3 separate regions of the Mus musculus genome follow, and regions 2 and 3 are each linked to region 1. The links are chromatin loops, found by intact Hi-C in ENCODE. Cell type or tissue: gastrocnemius. All regions are shown on one strand. Links, peaks and the distances in the headings refer to the core of each region. The heading gives the core; the rest is flanking DNA.

Region 1 (6,791 bases), core at 755-5,754:
AAAAGATTCATCTACTAGCAAATAAACATCTTAAGTTAACATGAGAAGATCAGAAAACTAACCACTTGTTATTCTCTTGAGTTGACACATTTTCAGTCTTGGTACCATCTTGATATTTTCTTTCCGTTGACAGCAGTATAGGGTAGACCCTTGTTAGTATCCTGCTCTTTAAACATATTGAGGGAAGAAAACTGCATAGATGGCTTGCCAACATCTGATGACTACTGCCACGGCACAGCTATTGATGTGGAATCAAGTATATACATCATCAACACACACATAACTGTGAGCTGAAATAATTATTGTCTCCTTTAAGTTGATTTTCACCAGATGTTTGTCACTGTGACAGAAAGCTACTACATCAGGGGTGATTTATGACCAGGCATAGCATATAGCCTTGGCAAAATGTTATTTCTTGAGAGGCTCAGCTCCTGGCTGATGCCTTTGAGGACATCATCTCATGTTGATGAGGTAAACCTCATCTTGTGTTGACCTATCTGACCATTGTGTGAATCTGCCAGGTGGTGCATCCACAGCTTGGCCAGGGTCTGTACAAAACAGACAATGATTAGTAACTGAACTGGAGCTGCAGCCAGAATCTACGGAGGAATTGGCTCTCAAAACATCCCATTATCATAGCCTGAGAGGTTATACCTAGTGATGAATGCATTTGCTAAGTAAACCATCATTGGTTCTAGAAAAGCGCTGTCTGCAGTCAAAGATGCTATGGGAAGGAGACCTCCTCAGTCATAGCTGCCACAAAGACTGAAGCCCAGGCACAAGGCTTTCACTCACTAGATGAGATGTGATAAACTGATTATGGTTTCTGTAGCCTTTTCTCCATGAAATGGGCACATGAGTCAGCAGAGATCTACATGTAGTTGGTGCTGGATACATAATTAAATGAAGCCACTGATTGCAACTTACCTGTGCCAGTATCCGGAACACTTATATTTTGAATAAACAAGTAGTGAATGAGTGGATGAATGAATGAATGAATGAGTGAGTGAGTGAGTGAGTGAGTGAGTGAGTGAGTGACTAGACAAGTTCTAACATAAGTAGGTTTGGTAGATCATGATTGTAATGTGGGACATTGAGATGGGAAGATCCTTAAGCGTTCTAGGCCAGATTGGGCTACATAATAAACTCCCAGGTCAACCTCAGCTTAAGAGTAACTATCTCCATGTGACATGGTCAGTCACCAATACAATGGTCAAGTACACGGTGAAGAGGTGAAAGAGAAAGACAAGAGGAGCTGTTTGTTCACTATGAAGAAAGACTAAAGTGGAGACACGAGAATAGTGAGAAACAGCCTGATGTGAGTATCCTGTCCTTGTTGCCAGAGGCCATGGTGATGTTCAGGCCCATGCTGCCACAGAGTATGGGTCCATGACTCTGCATCAGTAGAGGTCTGAGTTGATACTCATGGCCCATGTTACTTCTTAAAGCCATTGGAACCTCTCTGCTCTAGGCTGCTGCTTGGGGCCATGTGGATGTCCATAGATGCACAGAAGGAGACCCTCCTCTCACCTGGGCTGGAAAGCTGGCATTGGTGGTGCAAGTATAGAAGAGCAATTCAGCTACCACCCAGGCCCAGATCCAGGGCTTTGAGTTGGCCTATTCAGATATCGACTCCATCCATAAAATGCTGGAGCTCATGAAGGGACCAGTCCTGCAGAGCCAAAGCTGCAGGTTCTCCGTGACACAGGGTAACGACAGGATATCCAAGAGGAGTCTCAGTGAGGGTACAGTATTGATGATGTAGCAGAAGCCAGAGGCCTTGAAACAGACCAATGACCAATGCCTCATTGCAATGAACATTTTTGCGTGCCCGTGCGCATGTGTGTGTGTGTGTGTGTGTGTGTGTGTGTGTGTGTATTTCAGGTTCTTAATCACCTAAGCAGTATTGGTAAGGGTTCCATCTGATGGAATCAGTCAAATTAGATGTTGGCTTGTTACTCCCAGAAACTTTCTGCCACCATTGCCCTAACATATCTCATAGGCACAACAGTATTGTAGATCAAAGCACTTGTGGCTGGGTTTGTGTTTCTGTGTCTCTTTTGGTAGTGTACAGAGTACTACTGTACTGCAGCAAAGATGCCAGAACATAGGGATTAAGGCTGTGTGTTAGACACCAACTCAACTTCATGTTCCCCGAGTTGTATTGGTGTTGTCTTTAGCTGTCAGTTTGTGGAGAGCCAACTTCTCTTGGCAACAGCCTGGGTTGTGTGCAGGTTCTCATGGAAACCTTTTAACCAACAACTCAATTAGATGTAAGCCAATCATAGTACTGGGAGCTTCATTGAGTGACAGGAGATCTTCACTTGGGGGTCTCTCTCCCTGTTACTTGGATATTTTATTTACATTGTCTTCATATATGCACATATTTTAGGAGGCTTCTACTATAATAGGTTTCCCTTCAAATGGTCCCCCTGTCTTTCCCATAATCCCTCCTTTGTCTCCCTCTCTCCTCCCCCTCCCAAGTTGATTCTCTGGTTCCATCCTTCCCCCCTATCCATCCATAACCATTCCATTTCCCTTACCTAACAAGATCTACCCGTCCTCCATAGTCCCTTAAAAGAATGGAACTTTAAGATGTTTGTATAGGTAGTAAATTCTAGTCAGGCCTTGTTCTTTGAGACTCGGAGAGTCAGTGTATCTGCCCAAACCTCAAGCCAGGACTACAGAAGTAATATGTGCTTTGAATGGATGTGTGACTGACCTAATTGAGGAGGACAGTTAACATTCAGGTGTCAGCTTCCAACTTGTCCAAAGCCTCACTGTAGCCACTGGCCAGAGTGCCTGCTCTCTTGCGCCACCTACTGGACCTTGTGAAAAATCACTGTATAATTGCCAGTGCAAGGCCTGGTGCTAGGTAGTAAAAAGAAAAACCAAATTCCACAGAATGAGGACTCATGGTATCAAACAAAACCTTTAAGGTGAGTCTTCTCTTTTGTGTCAAAAGTGATGACTATTAGATGCATTAGGTGTTTACAAGCTACAGCACCAAACTCTACAAAACATGAGGTCAGCTTTTAAACAATAACTCTTCAGAAAAGATACCTAGCTTTTGGGATTTTTCTGTTTCGTCCTTCTGAAGGAATATCAAACCAACCCCAATGATTTTTTTTTAATTTTAGCTATTTTATGGTTATTCTTATTTATTAATTCTCAATCTGAGGGGAAAAGCAGTTTTGATCACAGTGTTCTGGACTAAAACTTAAAATGATATATTGCTTTAACCCTATATATGCATTCATGCACATATGCATGCATTTTAAATATACATATATACATCTTGATGTGATTTCCATGAGATTTGTGGAAGTTGACAGATAGCAAGACTGAAGAAAGGAATTTTGGTGCATGTGGAATCAGAGCATGAATGAGTCCAGCAGGGATAGGTGGGGTTCAAAGGGGACCACTGACCTCCATTCTGGCCACCTAGTCCACAAAACACATGGTGTGTTCATTTCTTCAAAAAGTATTTACTTTATTCCTAATGGACTCTGGAGAATAGTGACAGCTGCTCTCCTGCTTCACTTCCACTGGCTCTCGGCCCTGACTCTGAACTTACATTGCAAAGAAGTCCCTACTAGAATGCCTTTTGATCTTTCTAGTGATGCCCAAAGGCAGACATCTCTGACCTACCTGGTGACTAGTGGCCAACTCATATGGTCAGGAAAAAATGGAGCCTATGGTTAACCATAATGCCAAGTCTACTGTCACTAATATCACCCAAGTAATCCCTCCTTCAAAGTTCACAGTCACCATGAGTGTAGTTATAATGGTTGATGATGCAGGTCTGTTTCCACCCAGCAGATGATCTGCTGACACTGTGCACTCTTTGATCTTCCTCATAATTGCATATCCTGGACACTCTGCTATCTGATGAAAAAATATTCTGTTTGGCATGTGTTACTGTAGACCCCTGTCAATGTCCACTGAATAAATGAGTGACTATTAGTTACTAGGGAATTAGATAAGTGTAAATTAGTAAAAGAAATGGGTCACCTCCATGTTCACTAGTAAACAGTTTTGGCATGAAAATAAGAACTGAAATTCTAGGGGTGATAAGAAAATATAACTCCTTTGATTGTGTCTGAGATGCACAGTCTCATTATCATATATTTTATATCTTAATATAATTGATCACCTAATTGAATGCCTTTAAAAGTCATACTGTGTTTTTAAGTGCTTTTCTTATGCTTTTAGAAGGATTATAGATTATGAGAACAATGTCCTCAGGACATTTTCTTGAGGTCTCTGTATTCACCCTGTTATTTTTTTCTTCACTAGCATTTTTCTAATTTCATTTCTGTTGCTATGATACATTATACCAACAAAGAGCAACTCTTTTGGAAAAGGGTTTATTTTGGTTTACCCAGGTTATAGTTCTTTTTTTTTTTTTTGCAGTGATATCAAGGCAGTGCTTTGAAGCACATAATCATATTACATCCACAGCCAAGAACAGAGAGAAACAATGTATAGGTCTCAGCTAACTTACTCTGCTCTTACACAGTTCAGGTCCCAAACTAGGGAAGGGTGCCTCCTATTCTCAGGCTGGATCTTCCTTAATTTGGTAAAAAACCAATACAGTCATTCACAGACTTGTCCATAGTCCCATCCGATGTAGAAAACCCTTCACTGAGACTCTTCCCAGATGGTTCTAGGTTGTGTCAAATTGATAATTAAAGTTAATCATCACAAGCAGTTATCTTCTGAAAGCCCACTGTGCTTCAGGCCCTGTTACTGACTCTACCATGAATATATTTTCCTTCTTCTGTTCTCTTGAAATTATTGCAATGTGGTGGTGAAGTTTTCCTTCCTATTCATATAGAGGTATCTGGCAAAAGATAGCGTTGACTTGTTCTTGCAATCCTAAAAACATATCCCTTCCTTTCTCTATTGGACTTCTCAATTTCATTTATCATCCAGACATTGCTGTTTTTCTCTACCTGCCACACAATAGTCTTTTTGCCTTTCCTTCTGGAACTTTGTAACAACATCTGATGATATTGCCATTGAATATTTCTTCCAGATCATACATTAAGCTTGTATAAAGCTAATCTCATAAAAAGGTTCAGCAAAGGACAGTACTTTTCGAAAGAACATTCAGATTGGTGAGAGATACAGATGTGTGTATCCTCAGGACATTCTGAGGTTAAGGTGACATCACTATTCCATAACCAAGTGGGCAAAGAAATAATTTAGATGTAGAACAGGGTCTCAACATGGAGGAGAGAACTATGAAAATGAAGGAGTTATGGCTGAGTGGTTGATTGGAGACAATGTGAAAAAACGATGCTACTGTTAGTAACAGTGCTGTTAAGAAAATAACCCTTGAGTTGGTATAGGTACAGGCACAAAGTTCATCAGACAGTATGCTTGCCTTCACATCTCATACCCTTTAAACCTTCCTAGTCAGACAATAGAAAGTAATGTGGCCATTGGAAATGACATTAAAGGGACCCTGATCAAGCCTTCTGTAAAATGGACTGGACAAACTTCATCATGGGAAGACCTTTGATGTCTTGATTCAGAGAGAAAATCACTTTAGTACTCAGGTTTGTGGTGACCTGCTCTCTCTAAAGGAGGTGAAATCCAAATAGGGACAGCTACACAGCTAGGTACTGGAGACCTCTAAGTGATGAGGTCAAACAGTGGCATTGAATCAAGACACAGCCTGGCATGATGAAGGTTGTGCTTAAGGGGAAAAGCAATTCAGAGCCCTCCATGCCACACACACTTTCTTATTAGTCTTAGCTTCATATGACACCTAGTGAGATGTTTAAATGTAGGCACTCTGAGTTTACAGTGAGAGAGAAAGAGGGGGAGGAAGAGAAGAAAGGGGGGGAAAAAAGAAGAGGAGCAGAAAGCAGGGACTGGGACAGAGAGACGGAAGGAAGAAAAAGAGGGAGAGGGAGAGGGGGACTATAAGAGGTTAATGAGTATTTAAATACACAGTTGTGTTTTCTGTTTGGTCTCACTGGAAAAACAGAGTAAATTATATTTTCCGAAGCACTGACTTGCAGGCTATAATTGGAAATGGGCGTGTAGAGTATGGTTCAGTTGCTGTGGCCCAAGAAACAAAGGAGAAATCAAATACAGGAAAACAGAGGGGGGCTGCACCAGTCCAGTGTGGCAGAGAAAGCAAGTGGGGAGCTATAGCTCAGAGGCAGCCAGCTTTTCACCTGGCCTTACTTCTCTTGGGTCAACTCTGCAGGTTCTGTCACATTGCTGGAGCCCTCGGTTTTTGGGAGAAAATGAAAATAATGTAACGATGCTTCCCATGTATTATCCAGAGTTAGTGAGATGCTGTTGAGGAGAGAGGCTGCAGGGTGTCAGAACAAAATAGGTACCGGATGGATCCTTGTCCTCAATAACACATTCATTCAACCCTCATCTCCTTTCTTTTAGAATTTCTCTGCTGTTTCTAGAAAAAGATCTTAATGAGATGGTATCCTTTGCTCATTTGTAATTGTATGCTGTTTAGATCGTATTTTTGTTAACTCACTTTCCTTCCATTTACATTAGCTCAATAGATGCATTGAAAAACCGAGAATAACTATGACCCAGCACATGCCACCCTCCAAGAGCTTAACCCACACTGAGAGAAACAAAAGCCAGTGAGAAATGGGCATCACAATGTGGCTATCTGTCACGACTGGAAGAGACCTCTTCCACCTCAGAGAGTGTTGATGTTGTACACAAGAGGTAATTGATTGCTTTCAAGGTCAAAACATGATAAAGAGACCTGAATCTGCTCACTGGACTTGCTGCCTGCTTGA
Region 2 (6,791 bases), core at 1,148-6,147, 800 kb after region 1:
CACCATGACCATGACCGCTATTGGCATTATAACCACCACTGCCAGGAGCAGCACCATCATCACCATGGTTACTAGCATCACCTCTGCTGTTATTAGCACGGTCATCAATACCACCTTCACCACTTTCACTACCACCACCATCAGCATTACCATCACCGCCATCATCACCATCACTTATTAAAGCCTACTGGAATTAAAATTTAAAAAGGATAAAGCAGGCAAAGAGGAGGCTTACAGTCATCAAGATCTCACCTTCAACCAGTACCACACAGGCTCACATTACCTATATTAGAATCCCAGTCAAGCCTCTATAGTTCTCCACTGGAGGACAACATCTATTCTAAGAAGTACTAACAATTTACATGACACTAAAAGGCAAAAACAAAGGTGAGTAGACTACGATATGCATGCTTCAGGTCACACCAATTGGTGCCAGAGCTGCTTCAATCAATGGCCTTTCATAAAGTTTTCATGATCCAATGGAGGCTACGCAGGTCAGGCACACACTAAGTACTAGACAGGCTGGCTATGAACTCAGGGAAATCCGACTCCTGCTCCTTCTTCCCCCTGTAGGACATCTCTTCCCAGTCTGCACCCACACACTGGCTGCAAGCTACTCTTTGAGGACAAGAACCCAGATTTTATCCAAGAATCTGAATAAAACAGTAGCAGGTATTGTCAGACTCCTATCACACACCTGGCCACCATGCTGCCAGCCTAAAGGGTACCCCCTACAATTCCTTAAGACCCTAGAACCCATCAGAAAATCACAGTGCATGGAGATTATTGTAATAGGTCACATTTCTAGCATGTGTGAGACTTCCATGATACAAAATGAGATGAACCTACTATGTGAAGTGAGCTATCTTCCTTAACCATGATGCCATCACACCATGTACAATCTGGCCACCTACACAGAGGAGCAGGGCAACCAAGCCATCCACAGAGACATGATCCCATGGTACAGGTGAGCAAATGCAACTAGCCTAAGAGAATGCCCTGTGGAGTTCTGAAGTGATGCGCTCAGCTCTAAAGATGAATTTAAAAATCAGGATGTATCTTCAATAGTTGCTGTCAGACTTTTGATGACAACCATTCTGTCTGGGGTGTTGTGGTATCTCAAAGTAGTTTTCATTTCTATTTCCCTGATGATTAAAGATAATGACATTAAAAAAAACAAACAATTATAGGCTACTTGTGTTTGTTCTGTTGTAAACTGCATATTCATTTTATGATATGTACATTAAAAACGTGATTAATAATAGTAAAAGTTTAAAACTGTAGGCAAAAAAAAAAAAATCAGGATGTAGAAAGTGGGTTATCTCCATACAAACATCTACATAGAGCAACTGTGTCTGGAGAAGCTGTGAGCTCCCACAGATAAGGAACTGGCCTGTCCAGGATCCAGGAGATAGAAACACAACTCTCAGGATATTGGAGGGCAGCAGCAGCAAAGAGACAGAACTGAGACCCTGACCAAAGCTGGTACCTCTGCAGGCAACCAGCTCCTCATAGACTACCATGATCAGCCAGGAAGGGCTAGGAATGGGGTTGTCCAGGAGGCCTGGAGGTAGCAGGCACGTATAGGAAACCTGCCATCATCTGTGTCCTATGTTCAGGCAGCAGGGGCCCAAATGCAGGATCTGGGTTAGGAATCTTCCAGATAGCTCCTAATTCTATTTGGCAGACCATAGAAGTCAACACAGTCCCAGGGATGCTAGTCAGTAGTTTTTCATAAAAGCTTTCACACCTAGGTGACATCTGAGAGATAGCTGCTACCTTATAGGAAGGCAGCCAGAGAAAGCGGCGTGAGGAGACAGACACAGAAATGGAGCCTGCCGTAAGAGTGAGAGAAAGAAGTGAAAATTCAGACTCTGCCCAGATCCCAACAACCAGTTCCAGGGAGAGGCCCTGGAAAGACAGGGTATGAATGAGGGTATTTTGTATATTAGAGTCTTCCTTGAGGCCAGCTCAGTGTTCCACAAGCATGGTCTGAGTTAGATATCTAGCACCCATATAAAAAGCCAGGTGAATATATCAAAAGATGGCCTAGTCGGCCATCACTGGAAAGAGAGGCCCATTGGACTTGCAAACTTTATATGCCCCAGTACAGGGGAATACCAGGGCCAAAAAGGGGGAGTGGGTGGGCAGGGGAGTGGGGGTGGGTGGATATGGGGGACTTTTGGTATAGCATTGGAAATGTAAATGAGTTAAATACCTAATAAAAAATGGAAAAAAAAAAAAAAGCCAGGTGATATGGCAAACCTGTCACCTGGGCGATAGAGACAGATGGACATTGGAAGTTCAGTAGTCAGCCAGCTTACCAAACATGGCAAGCTCCAAATTCAGTAAGAGACCCTGTCTCAAAATAAAAGGTAGAGCAGCAGTCAAGAACTTCTGGATGGGCTGGAGAGATGGCTCAGCAGGTAAGAGCACTGCCTGTTCTTCCAGAGGACCTGAGTTCAATTCCCATTAACCATATGACAGCTCACAAATACCTGTTCTGGGATCTGATGCCCTCTACTGGTGTATCTAAAGACAGCTACAGTGTACTCACATACAAATATAAATAATTCTGAGAAAAAAAAAAGAACCTCTGCATACTGATGGCAACTTCTAACTTCCCTATGCACTTGCACAGGCAAGTGTACAAGCACAAACATATGTGAACACAGATACGCATACATATGTACATACATACAGGCACATCCAGACACACATGTGCACATACACACATATACAACACAAATATACACACATATACAAACACATACATACATACATATATCCATACATACACAAATGTGCAAATCACATGCAAGCACACATACAGAAATATACATACATACAAAGAAATACATATACACGCAAACACACATCTATACACATATACACATCCATGTACACATACAGAAACGCATGCATACATACACATACATACACACTTGAGTTGGTGTCTGAGGAGATGGACAATGAAACAAAACAACAGTGTGTTTCCTGAGGTGGACGTCAACGTCCCTAACAGCTCTGCATTCCTAGAAGTGCTGGGCACCAGACTGACAAAGGCGTTTAGACCAAGTTCAGTTCTGAACGCAGTGACAAATCAAAGGATGTAAACGTTGCCCTGGTGGAAGAGAGCTAGGTGGAGCTCCATAAGGGTCTTTTCCTGTCTTTCTCTCACAGGGACAGGCAAGACTGATAAGAGGACCCAAATGGAAAAAGGAGGAGACTGATTTCCCAGTTGCAAAGTCAACTCAGCTTTGGATTAAATGAGAAAATATACTTCAGACATACAACGTATGTGTATCACAAGTAGACACTCTGGGCATGGTAAGTGCAGACTGCCTAGCCTCCAGGCGGCAGATTCCAGTGCTGCAATGTGTAGGCCAGGTCAGTGTTGACCTAAGTGAGTAGAGGACTCAGGTGAATAGACAGCCAGATGACTAGAAGACCTGGGGAAGTAGAGGACTTGGGTAGGTAGAAGACCTACCTACCCAGAGTTCAGTGTTTTACAACTGTCCATGTACCTTCCACAAGAACAATGCATCAAGATTCCACAGCCCGAGTGCCATCCCAACCTTCCCTGCCAGCCTGGCTGCAGAATAAGATCTATGCTACCTCCAACAGTAAATAATATCCACATACTGCTTCACATCGGTGACTAACTTCATCATCACTGATGTCCTGGGAAGTAGCCAAATTGGTGGTGCTATCACCACCACCACCATCATCACCATCATTATCACCCTCATGACAATCAATACTAGCAGCTGCAGCAGCAATATCACCATCATCCCCACTATCACCATAATCATCGCCACCATCACCATCCCCACTTACAGAAGAGAAGCCTGGGGCTGAGAGGTGTTAACCAGCTGCCAAGGATCTCCCATCGAAATAATAACACCACCAAAGCTTCAACAAAGCCTTCCAAGTTGCCTGCCACATCAGCCGACCTGTGGTGTCAGCGTGCTCTTCTCATAGTGGGTGCTGAGAGGAAATGTGAGTCTTGCTGTCCCCAACCTAACCAGCATTATAATCAAAGGAATAATTAGAACTTAGGAGAGACAGTAGACAGGAGCTGTGTTCCCTGTGTAGTACTACTTGCTAACAGGAAATAACTTGATGCGGATTTACCCTAATCATATATACTTACTAATCTCCGCCCACCACACAGCTTAGGGACAGCTCAAAACCAGGCAACAGTGAACCACCATTCCAGGTGGATAACTTTTCGCAAATATATGTGCTAACATCACCCTCTGGTGGTCATCTGTGGCAATACAACAAAATTTGAAACAAAGCTACCACACTGACTTTGCCAGATACTGTTCGACCTATGACCCTACTTATTAGCCTTCACATTTACCTCATCAAAGAGAGGCATTTGTGTCCACCTGACAATGAGAAGACTAGGCCATGGAAGGTATTACTGGGTCACTCAGCAGGTGGGCACACAGTAGGAACTCAATCCAAAGGCACAATCAAATCCACAGCCAGATGGACTTGTCCTGGCAGGGCAGCGCAGGGGCACCTGGTCAACCCTGGCAGGTGAGTCAGGCCAGAGTCAACTCTGAACAGACTTTCCTCATAACCAGTCACTGCCTGGCCTATTCTTAATCGGCCTGAAGGCTATAAAGCACCATTCTGCAGAGCAGCAATAATGCTAAGCAGGAAGTTCAGCACTGGCGCCCATGTGCACTGATGTGAGGGATAGTGTGGGGGTTTGAATAAGAATGGTGCCCACAGGCTCAGATATTTGAGTGCTTAGGCAGCAGGATGGCACTATTTGAAAGATTGAGAAGGATTAAGAGGTGTGGCCTTGTTGAAGGGAGTTTGTCACTTGGGCTGGGCTTTGGGGTTTCAAAAGAACATGCCAGGCCAAGTTCTCTCTCTTCCTTCTGGATGTAGCTCTCATCTACTGCTCCAGGGCCTGCCTACATGCCACCATAATGATAATAGACTAAACCTATTGTAACAAAATTGTAAGCAAGAACCAGCTAAATGCTTTCTTTCATAAGAGTTGCCTTAGTCATGGTATCTTCCCAGCAATGGAACAGTGATTACTTCAGAAGGAAGATGAGCAAAGCCAGAAAGCCACTTGGGCACTTGGGAGCACTCTGCTGCCATCTGGGGCAGTACCCTTGCCCTCTCAAACAGGCAATGAAACTTCTGCTGCTTCTACTTTCAGCGTGGGAATCGTGGCAGAAACTTGCTGCTCAGGGGCATCAGGTGAGTTATGGGTCGTGGTCTCCACCATTTTCTGATGGACTGCACTATTGATTTCTGCATCGAAGCCTCATGATGCCATGTTCCCACAGGTCTGCTGGGTTCAGGGACCATTCCTGTCTCTGTTAGTGTTTGTCGTGTTTCCCATGGAAAGGGCCACATTTTCTTTTTTCAGTGATTACCCTATTCCGTGTAAATTTACTTCATTGCACAGGGCTCTCACTTTGAGAGTGCTTAAAAATAACTTTAAAATTTTCATGTCAAATTTTACCATGGAAGAAATGTGTATGCATAAAATTATAATGCCACTGTTGGCCCAGCCATAATTATAGCTGATATTGTACATTCCTCATTTTATTTTGTTAATTCAAATTCAGCAGAGAAACGCCTCTGGGATTTCTCCCTGGCATTTAATAAAGCCGTTAACTTTGTGAGCTGTAGAGGTTGGTGTGTGCATCAGCGTTTTCTGAGATGCCTGGTAATCCCACACATTAAAGGTGTGCATTTGTTGAGGCATCAACAGGACTGGGCTGGCATGGTACCTCGGGGGTTATCTGTGGGCAGGGGAGGCTGGTGTCTTGTCTGTCAAAGCTCGCCTTGCTTTGGCATGGTTTTCACAGGCTTTGGATATGGCTAACCAAAGACCAGCTTCTACTTCCAAGCATGTCCAACCAACAGCTTGAGCTAGTCATCGTTCAGATGAGAAATTAGACCTGAAGAGATTTAGAGACTTACATTTTATCTGCCACTGAAGAGATGGTAAGAGTCTCTCGTTTCTGTCTGAGTGACGTCCGTTCTGCTGTAGGGTAGTTTCTGGGCTACAGGCACTGAGGTGTACTGAGCCACATTCCCCTCTCTGAATACACAGAGACTCACCTTGGATGTAATAACTACACCTGCCACCACGGACCCTACAAGGATGTTAGGGAGGTTACTGAGGGAGCAATCAAGTAGGAGATGGAGACACTGCAGGTTAGCAAAGTCCTGATGCTGAAGACAGCAGGCAGCAGTTAGACCCTTAAGTCTAGCTGGCTAGCTAACACTACTGCCTGCTTCCTCACTTGCATGCTCAGTCCCCTGAGATACACACATGTAAAGCGTAAATGTTTGTGCAAATACATATCCATACACTCACACACACAGCAAAAATGCATGCATAGATATATGGGCAAATGAGACACATATGCATACATACATATGCACACACACTGGGGGGAAACAAAAGGCATATGCAATTCAGAAACTACTAGAACAAAACAGCATCAGGGATCACCAGGTAGAAATGGAGGCTATGACTTTCAAGGAGCTGAGAAGAAGTGGAAAGGAGAGAGAGAAAAAGTCAGGAGATGAACAGAAGCAAGAAGAGACGACAGATACTAAAACGGCTTATCAGGAACCAGGATGGAAGTGGAGGAAGAAACTCGGACCCAGCTCTGGAAGGCATTCCCAGCCTCTCCCTATGGGCCCAAGTTCTGTTCACATAATCTACCCCCTGCACCCTCAGCCCAGCAGACAAGGACAAAGTGTCATAAAAGCTGACAGGGCATGGAAGAAAGGCAGGA
Region 3 (6,791 bases), core at 1,191-6,190, 340 kb before region 1:
ACTTGCTGTGGCTTTTTCTTGGCTTGTTGTGAAACACAGGGAAGGTTTATGCATGGGGTTAGAATGGTCACCGTGATGCACTGACAAGAGTGGAGACAGAGCTCCATTTCCTGTGTACCCTGCTACGATTCATGGTGGGAGGAGGGTCCTTTTCTCACCTTTAACTTTAAACTTTGCCATCTCTTTTGGTACACTGCTATGTAAAAGACTGCCCCAAAATATAGGGCTCTCACTTCCCCTAGCTCAGAAGCCTATGTATGAGGCAGGTCTGAGTGGGGAGGGCTCTTCTCTGCTCTACTTGATACAAATTGGGGCAGTTCTCTGGGGGGTGCAGAATATCCTAACCCTAACCCTAACCCTAACCCTGGTTATGGAACCAGGAATTTGAAACTTCCACAGTTTGGTGAGCTAATTTAAGTAGTACAATGATTCCTGTCATTTTTGTTAACAGTGAGGGGAAACTTCAGAGGAGGAATATCAAAGAATCTGAGGTTGTTTTTGATGTTCTTCACTGGGTGTTAGAGGACATGATAGGAACCAGATCTTAAATGTGCATGGGGTGTGAAGAAGCCCATCCCTGTAGTACTTCTGCCTTCTGCATATAAATGTTTGGCCAAGAACTACGAAAGAAAGTAGAGACATCCTGGATCCCATGTGTACAAAAGCCTGTGAGCTGAGACCTGGTCAGTGAGAAGATGCTATGTAGGATAGATGCGGCTGCAAATGACTGATGTATACTGGCTTGTGTTTTAGACCAACTGTCTGTATATACAGCATGCAGATGGGTGAGTGCCAAGACAGGTAGCAGAGAAAGCGATTGATGATGGGTTGGCTTTTATATGACTGGAAGATAGAAATATCCTGAACACACGCAGAGGGAATAGGGGCATGGAAAGTATGGTTATGAACCATGTCTCTTTTAGTGGCAGAAGGGCCGGACTGACGTTGGATAGGCAAAGGGAGGAGGTGACATAGTGAGACTTCTCAGGTCTCTACTTTGAGCTCTGGGCACACCTGTTCTGTAATGGAGAATCAGACAAACAGGGACAGTGAAGGAAGGAGGTGTGTGGTTAGGATCTGTGGAGTTGAAGAGAATAAACATGCTAGAACACATCTTAGAAGGTGGAAGCATATGGAGCCCTAAGTGAGGAGAGTTTGTCTCCAAAGGTCAAGAGCAGTGTTGCTAGTTTGTGGGAAGTGGGAGGAAGGAGGAGCCTTGGTCAGTCTAGGTACAGGAATGTGGTGTTGGGAGATGAGGGACCTGCAAGGTGTTCAAGAAGGATGTAAACAAGGACAGAGGCAAGCCATGGGAAGTACAAGAGGGCTTCGGGCCCTTCAGCTGGGAAGGCTCTACCATCTGGTGAAGTCTGGTGGTGTGCCCAGCATCCAGCTTGGTGCATCTGGCCTGTGGACTACACAGTCATCTCCGCATCCCTAACTCGGTATGTTTCTGCAAAATGAACCTCTTTGGAAGCCCCAGCCTTCCCTGCCTGCCTGGTGCTCTGATGATGCACCAGCCCAGGGGCTCCTCTCCAGGGTAACTCTGTGTGGAACAAGACTTAGAGATCAGTTTCCCTGGCCTTGAGGGCAGAGCAGTTCTCACCGTTTGCACGATCTCACACCACACTCCGCCCAGTTTCTCTCTGGGAGTTTGGTGTTGAGGTGGCCGACACAGTTTCAGATATCTTGATGGTGTGTACACCATTTAGCTATTCCAGGGTACCGTGGCAGGAGAGGGGCAGACAGCGTAGGCTCAGAGTCTGAGTGCCTGGTTCCCATTGAGGTCCGCTGCTGCTGAGCTGAGCTGTGTGGCTCTGGGCAGTACGACTCATCTCTTGGAATGCTAGATTTGTGTAAAATGTGTATGTCAGTGAGGCTGCCTGTCCTGAGGCATGTGAGAAGCAGGTGAGGGGAACCCAGAGGCCTGGCTGGAATGTTTATGCTCTAAGTACAGGTTAACATCCATCCTATCTAGTATTATTGGCAACCAACATGATTCTGATACACCTGCCAACCAGGTACCTGGTACTTTGCTAGATGCTGGGCATTCAGAAGAAAAACCACGTTCAGTGTCTCTGCCTTTCTAGGACCTCTGAGAGTGGAATGGCATGGTTGGATGGAACCTTGAGATACAAACATCGTACTCAAGCCTTCCAGTGTGTACTTTAGGAACTAAAGTCAGCACACAGAAGCACCCACCCTGAAGTCCCTGGGAATGAGCATAGCTTGGATTTCTGGCCAATCTGCAATCTTTCCATTGTATTCTCCCTGATGTTCAAGCATCTCCACCAAGCCCTCTCTGCCTTTGCTTGCACACAACTGCAACTGGGGTGAGCAGCCTCATTCTCTATTCTCTGATGCTGGGCATCCTGTCCCCTGGGTTGCCTCTCTATAGCCCGTCCTACTGCTTGCATCTTTTAAGCCTTCTGATCAACCAGGGTTGACCAGAGCAGACCTGGTGAGCTGTCACGAATTGGCTCTAAGTCTAGGACAGGATCTCTGACATCAAGGAGAGATTTTGGCAGAGGTGGCCGGTTGCCCTCGAGGATTCTGGAACTTTTATCCCACCATTCATTTTCCCATTATGATGTTGTTTGGGCAATGAAACTCCTGCTGGTCAATGGACCTATATGGAAGTGGTGGGTATCAGATCTAACTGGAGACATTTGAGAGCTTATGAGGCATTACCAGTTTCCTGTACAGTGACCTTGAAGGCTATGTGCTGAAGGAGGTGAAGTTGGTAATAATGTCTTTCATGACTGGCTGGGTCACTACATGAAGGAAAGCACAAAATCCCTGAAACTGCTCCTAAAAGAAACTAGCCTTGTTCTCCATTAGTGGGACTTGAAGCTTATTTGTTTTTGCAGCATTAGCCTACTCTGGCCTGACAGATATACAATCAGCTCTGGTCTTTGTTCTTGGCTGAGGAGTTATGAACAGGGTGACCACAGGCATATAGCATTATAGTCATAGGTATGGTGCAGATACCACTGCCACCTCAGTCTCTTGGGAGAATTTCAGGAGGAACATAATACATGTTAGACACATAGAAAATCTCAGAAAATGGCTGGCACAATTTTTCATGTCTACCATGTCATTTAATACCCTCTTACAGATTAATAAACCATGATTCAGATCAAGCTCTCTCATAGGCATACAGTTCAGAAATAATAGATAACCAAGAACAAGTTTCAGGTCCTAGGTTTCCAGTGGACCTGGGTTTCATGTGAACCGTGGGAAGAGAACATTTATTATCCTGTCCACACTGGCTGGGGACTTTGGCTGTCCCCTTTTGGGCCTGTTTTCTTGACTGGTTTACTCAGGTGAGTGACAGAGACAGCGATCTTATTGGAAAGGTGTTGGGCTTGCTCGTGTCTATAGCAAAGTCCTCTAAAGGTCTGACTTTGTTCACAGGTGTGTGCCTTTTCAAAAGCTTCTGCTTTTCAGCTAAACAGACATGAGATCTTGACTAAGATGGCTCTGTTGCACCCTCTGGTGGCCACCACCCATGAACACTCCAGCTAGCACCGTTAAGCCAAGGACGGGGTCAGAAGAAACTGGGCAGCCATGGGCTGGTTTTGCTTTCCTGGCTCAAACCACTGTGTAGGGCTCATGTCTAGAATTCTTGTGCTAGGAACACCACCTAGAGTTCTCATCCCCCAGGTACCAAATGTCATGATCAGTGTTCAGGACACAGTGACCGAGACCTCACTTTTGATGTGTTTGCTAGCTCTACCCTCTGACGCACTACATGTCTGCCTGAGTCTGCTTCTTTTCCTCAAGATGCTATGCCTCATCAAATTAATACATATGAGGCCAAAAGCAATACTTTTTTTTTTATGAGCGTTACTGCTGTCTGGTTATCTGTTACCATGGCTTCCAACCTTCTCCTGGCAGAGTCCTATTCTTGCCCACAGCCATTTGCAGTACCCATTGCCCTTGATAGTCTTCTGTTAGATGAAGAATATACTAAGCCTGCATTTTCTCGTGGCACAAACTGTGGCATCCCTTTTACTCTATAGAGGTCCATCTATAGAGGATGCAGGCTTTGATCACCGATTCCAAGGACCCATGGGTACCCTTGTTCCAACCAGAGCTCCTCCTGCAGGGAAGAAACTCTTCATCCATGAGTAGACCCAGTCAACTTGAGCTTCTTGCTTGGGGCAATGCTTTCACAAAGCTAGTCCAAATGCTGGAAAGTATGGAGGAAGAGTGTGTCTCAGAGTCCAGAGGCAGCCAAGGAGGCCACGAGAGGAGGCTGCACCTAGGAGCTTAAGGCTGAGAAGCCCTTAGCCCATGGAACTTTCCATTTCAATAGTATTCATGGAACCCTGACTTGAGAGCTCAAAGAAGAAACCAAGATCTTTTGTTTTAGGTCTGCCATGGGCAAGGAATACACCTATGCTAAGTGGAAGAGGACCGGAGAGAAATGGCTTGACTCCCTGATTGTGGACCACACCTGCAGTGTCCAGAGCACCCACAGCCCTGACCTTTGTCACTTTCCCATCCTTTCTGTTGTCCAATGACACCATCCAGAAAAGGACTCCACCATCATTTTCCCCCATGAGAGATTCTGGCACTATCTTTGTGCTGTATGCAACCCAACTGCTTGGCCTCAATAGCCTGACCCCACCACTTGGCTGCCTGTGTTTCCCTGTGCTGGTGAACTGCAGGTGGGTCGATGTGGTTTGACTCAGCTTGTACAGTGGTCCTCCATGTCCCACTGCGTTCATGTATATCCCTGGGGACTGGTGGCCTCTCTAGCTCTTTCTTCTATTTCTTGCACAGTTGTCTCTCCTCAGATCACTCCTTCACCTATAGGCAGTTGTGATCCAGACTCACCTGATCAGGCTCTACTCCTGTGACAAAACATCTCAGACATAAATCCTAGACCTGCTTCAGGGACCAGTTGAAGTGATGGAGAAGCTAAATCAGCAAACAGTGGAAGTTAAGTATGTTCTCTTCTGCTATAGATTAGAGTGTAAGGCTTAGCATTGCAAGGAGCTATGGATGGTCCCTTTTGTCATCTTGACCATCTGAAGTGTTCATTTAGTTTCGTGTGTGTGTGTGTGTTTGTGTGTGTATTGTGTGTATGTATATGTGAGTGTGTGTGTGTGTGTGTGTGTGTGTATGTATTTGTGTATATGTGTGAGTGTGTATAGGAATGTGAGTGTGTGTATTGTGTGTATGTGTTTGGATATGTATATGTGTGCACATGTGTGTGTATATGTGCACATGTGTGTGTGTCTATGTGTGTGTGTGTCTGTCCACCTTAGTCTGCAGTACTGAAGCTGAAAGTTTGCAAGATTCTAGATGTGAGAACCAGCAACAGCCGGTCTCTGTGAGGTAACTGAGAACTAGGGCGACATAATTTAGTAATGCACGTGGCAGCGGATTCACTTTACCTTCTGGCTCGGGCCCTGGACAGTCCCCGTGTAGGACCTGAGGGGTGGGAAGTGAGGAGAAAGTCCTATGGTGGTAGGAGTACCTCAACCACATCCTCAGGGATACCCGTGGTGAGTACGAGAGGCTGAAGCAGAGGCCAATGCCTCCCCAGCAACCCCTGCTTAGCTCTCCCAGCGTGCGGGTGCTGGGCCTCTAAAGTCCACTACTATGTAGTAAGGGATGGGCCTCTGAGGACACAGTCATACCTGTGTATCAAGGGACTTGTGCTAGCTCTTTAATGATTTCAAAATCCACTGATGCTGAAATACCTTATATCAAACACAGGAGCAGCCTTGAGGACTCTGCATTCTCCAAGACATTGTGGTCAGATGGGATGTCCCAAGGGCTGGGTGCTGTTTAAGGCCACTATATGCAGGAGGTGCCAGGAAACCCCTAGTGCTTTTCTGCTAATGTACATTCCAGGAACTCGGGCCTAAGACCAGCATGAGGAAATAGAAGTACAGGGGACAAAGGAAGGAAGCCAGGGTCCTCAGGGACCCACTAGAGCATGCTGCCACCGTGTGGCTGCTTGGCTACTGCACAACTAACAGAGTGGCTTATGGTTTCAGTTGTGCAATAGGGTCTGGAGTGTGTGTGTGTGTGTGTGTGTGTGTGTGTGTGTGTATGTGTGTGTGGTGTTTTGGTATGGTATGATGATGTGTGTGTTGTGTGTGATGCTGTGTTGTGCATGGTGGTTTTCATGTACTCTATATGTGCAGTGTACATGCTGTGTTGTGATGTGTGTTTATGTATTTTATGTGTGAGGTCTGTGTTGACTGACTGTATGTGCATATGTGTGATATGTTATATGTACATTAATGTTTTATATATGCACATATGCATATGTGTATATGTGGTGTGTGTTGTGTCTGTTTACACTGTGTATGTGTAGTGTGTTGTGTGTGTTGTCTCTTTGTGTTGTGTGTGTTCACGTAGGTTATGTGTGTGTCTGAAGTTTGTATGTATATTGTGCGTGTGTTTTGATAATGAATGATCATGACCTCTGGGGAAGAAACAGATATGATGGAAGAAAAGGAATTCTAGAGATGAAGAAGCCTCCTGGAGAAGATGCATGGCGAAGCCTTTCGCTGAGGACAGGAGGCAGGGACAGAGATACAGGGAGCAAGGATAAAGTCAGACAGGGCTGGAGCCTGGCCACCCTTCCTGGTGTTGCTGAAGTGCCGCTGCCCAGTGCTGGGTTCCTTGCTAAGCCCGTTACCTGTAATAACTCGGTGCTTAATGCGTGTGTATACTCGGGTGTGTCACCATCCCAGCTTTACCATGGAGGTCAGGCACAGCAAGCTGCTCGGGCTCACACAGTTAGGCAGTGGCCCCCACACTGCCTG

What was found. Peaks named below come from ENCODE experiments on the same cell type or tissue, not always from the same donor. Only the 100,000 strongest peaks of a DNase experiment are listed, where the experiment ranks them.
Region 2: it touches region 1 in a loop (3-fold over the local background); 10 of 42 quality-filtered maps call a loop at or near these places.
Region 3: a loop joins it to region 1, with 10 times the contacts of the local background. A loop is called at or near these places in 11 of 42 quality-filtered maps.

What each region holds. Positions count from the first base shown.
Region 1 is chr15:67,431,681-67,438,471 of GRCm38, forward strand. No RefSeq gene overlaps it. Among named protein-coding and RNA genes, the nearest start is that of 1700012I11Rik, 210 kb to the left of the region's middle. In gastrocnemius, for the core only: no CTCF peak of the experiment used is centred there; a DNase peak (open chromatin) is centred at 2,801.
Region 2 is chr15:68,235,043-68,241,833 of GRCm38, forward strand. All of the region lies in intron 1 of Zfat (zinc finger and AT hook domain containing), which reads right to left. Among named protein-coding and RNA genes, the nearest start is that of Zfat, 20 kb to the right of the region's middle. In gastrocnemius, for the core only: CTCF peaks have their summits at 2,523 (motif pointing left) and 4,271 (motif pointing left); DNase peaks (open chromatin) are centred at 4,296 and 4,483.
Region 3 is chr15:67,095,536-67,102,326 of GRCm38, forward strand. No RefSeq gene overlaps it. Among named protein-coding and RNA genes, the nearest start is that of Gm31342, 59 kb to the left of the region's middle. In gastrocnemius, for the core only: CTCF peaks have their summits at 3,493 (motif pointing left) and 5,958 (motif pointing left); DNase peaks (open chromatin) are centred at 3,494 and 5,964.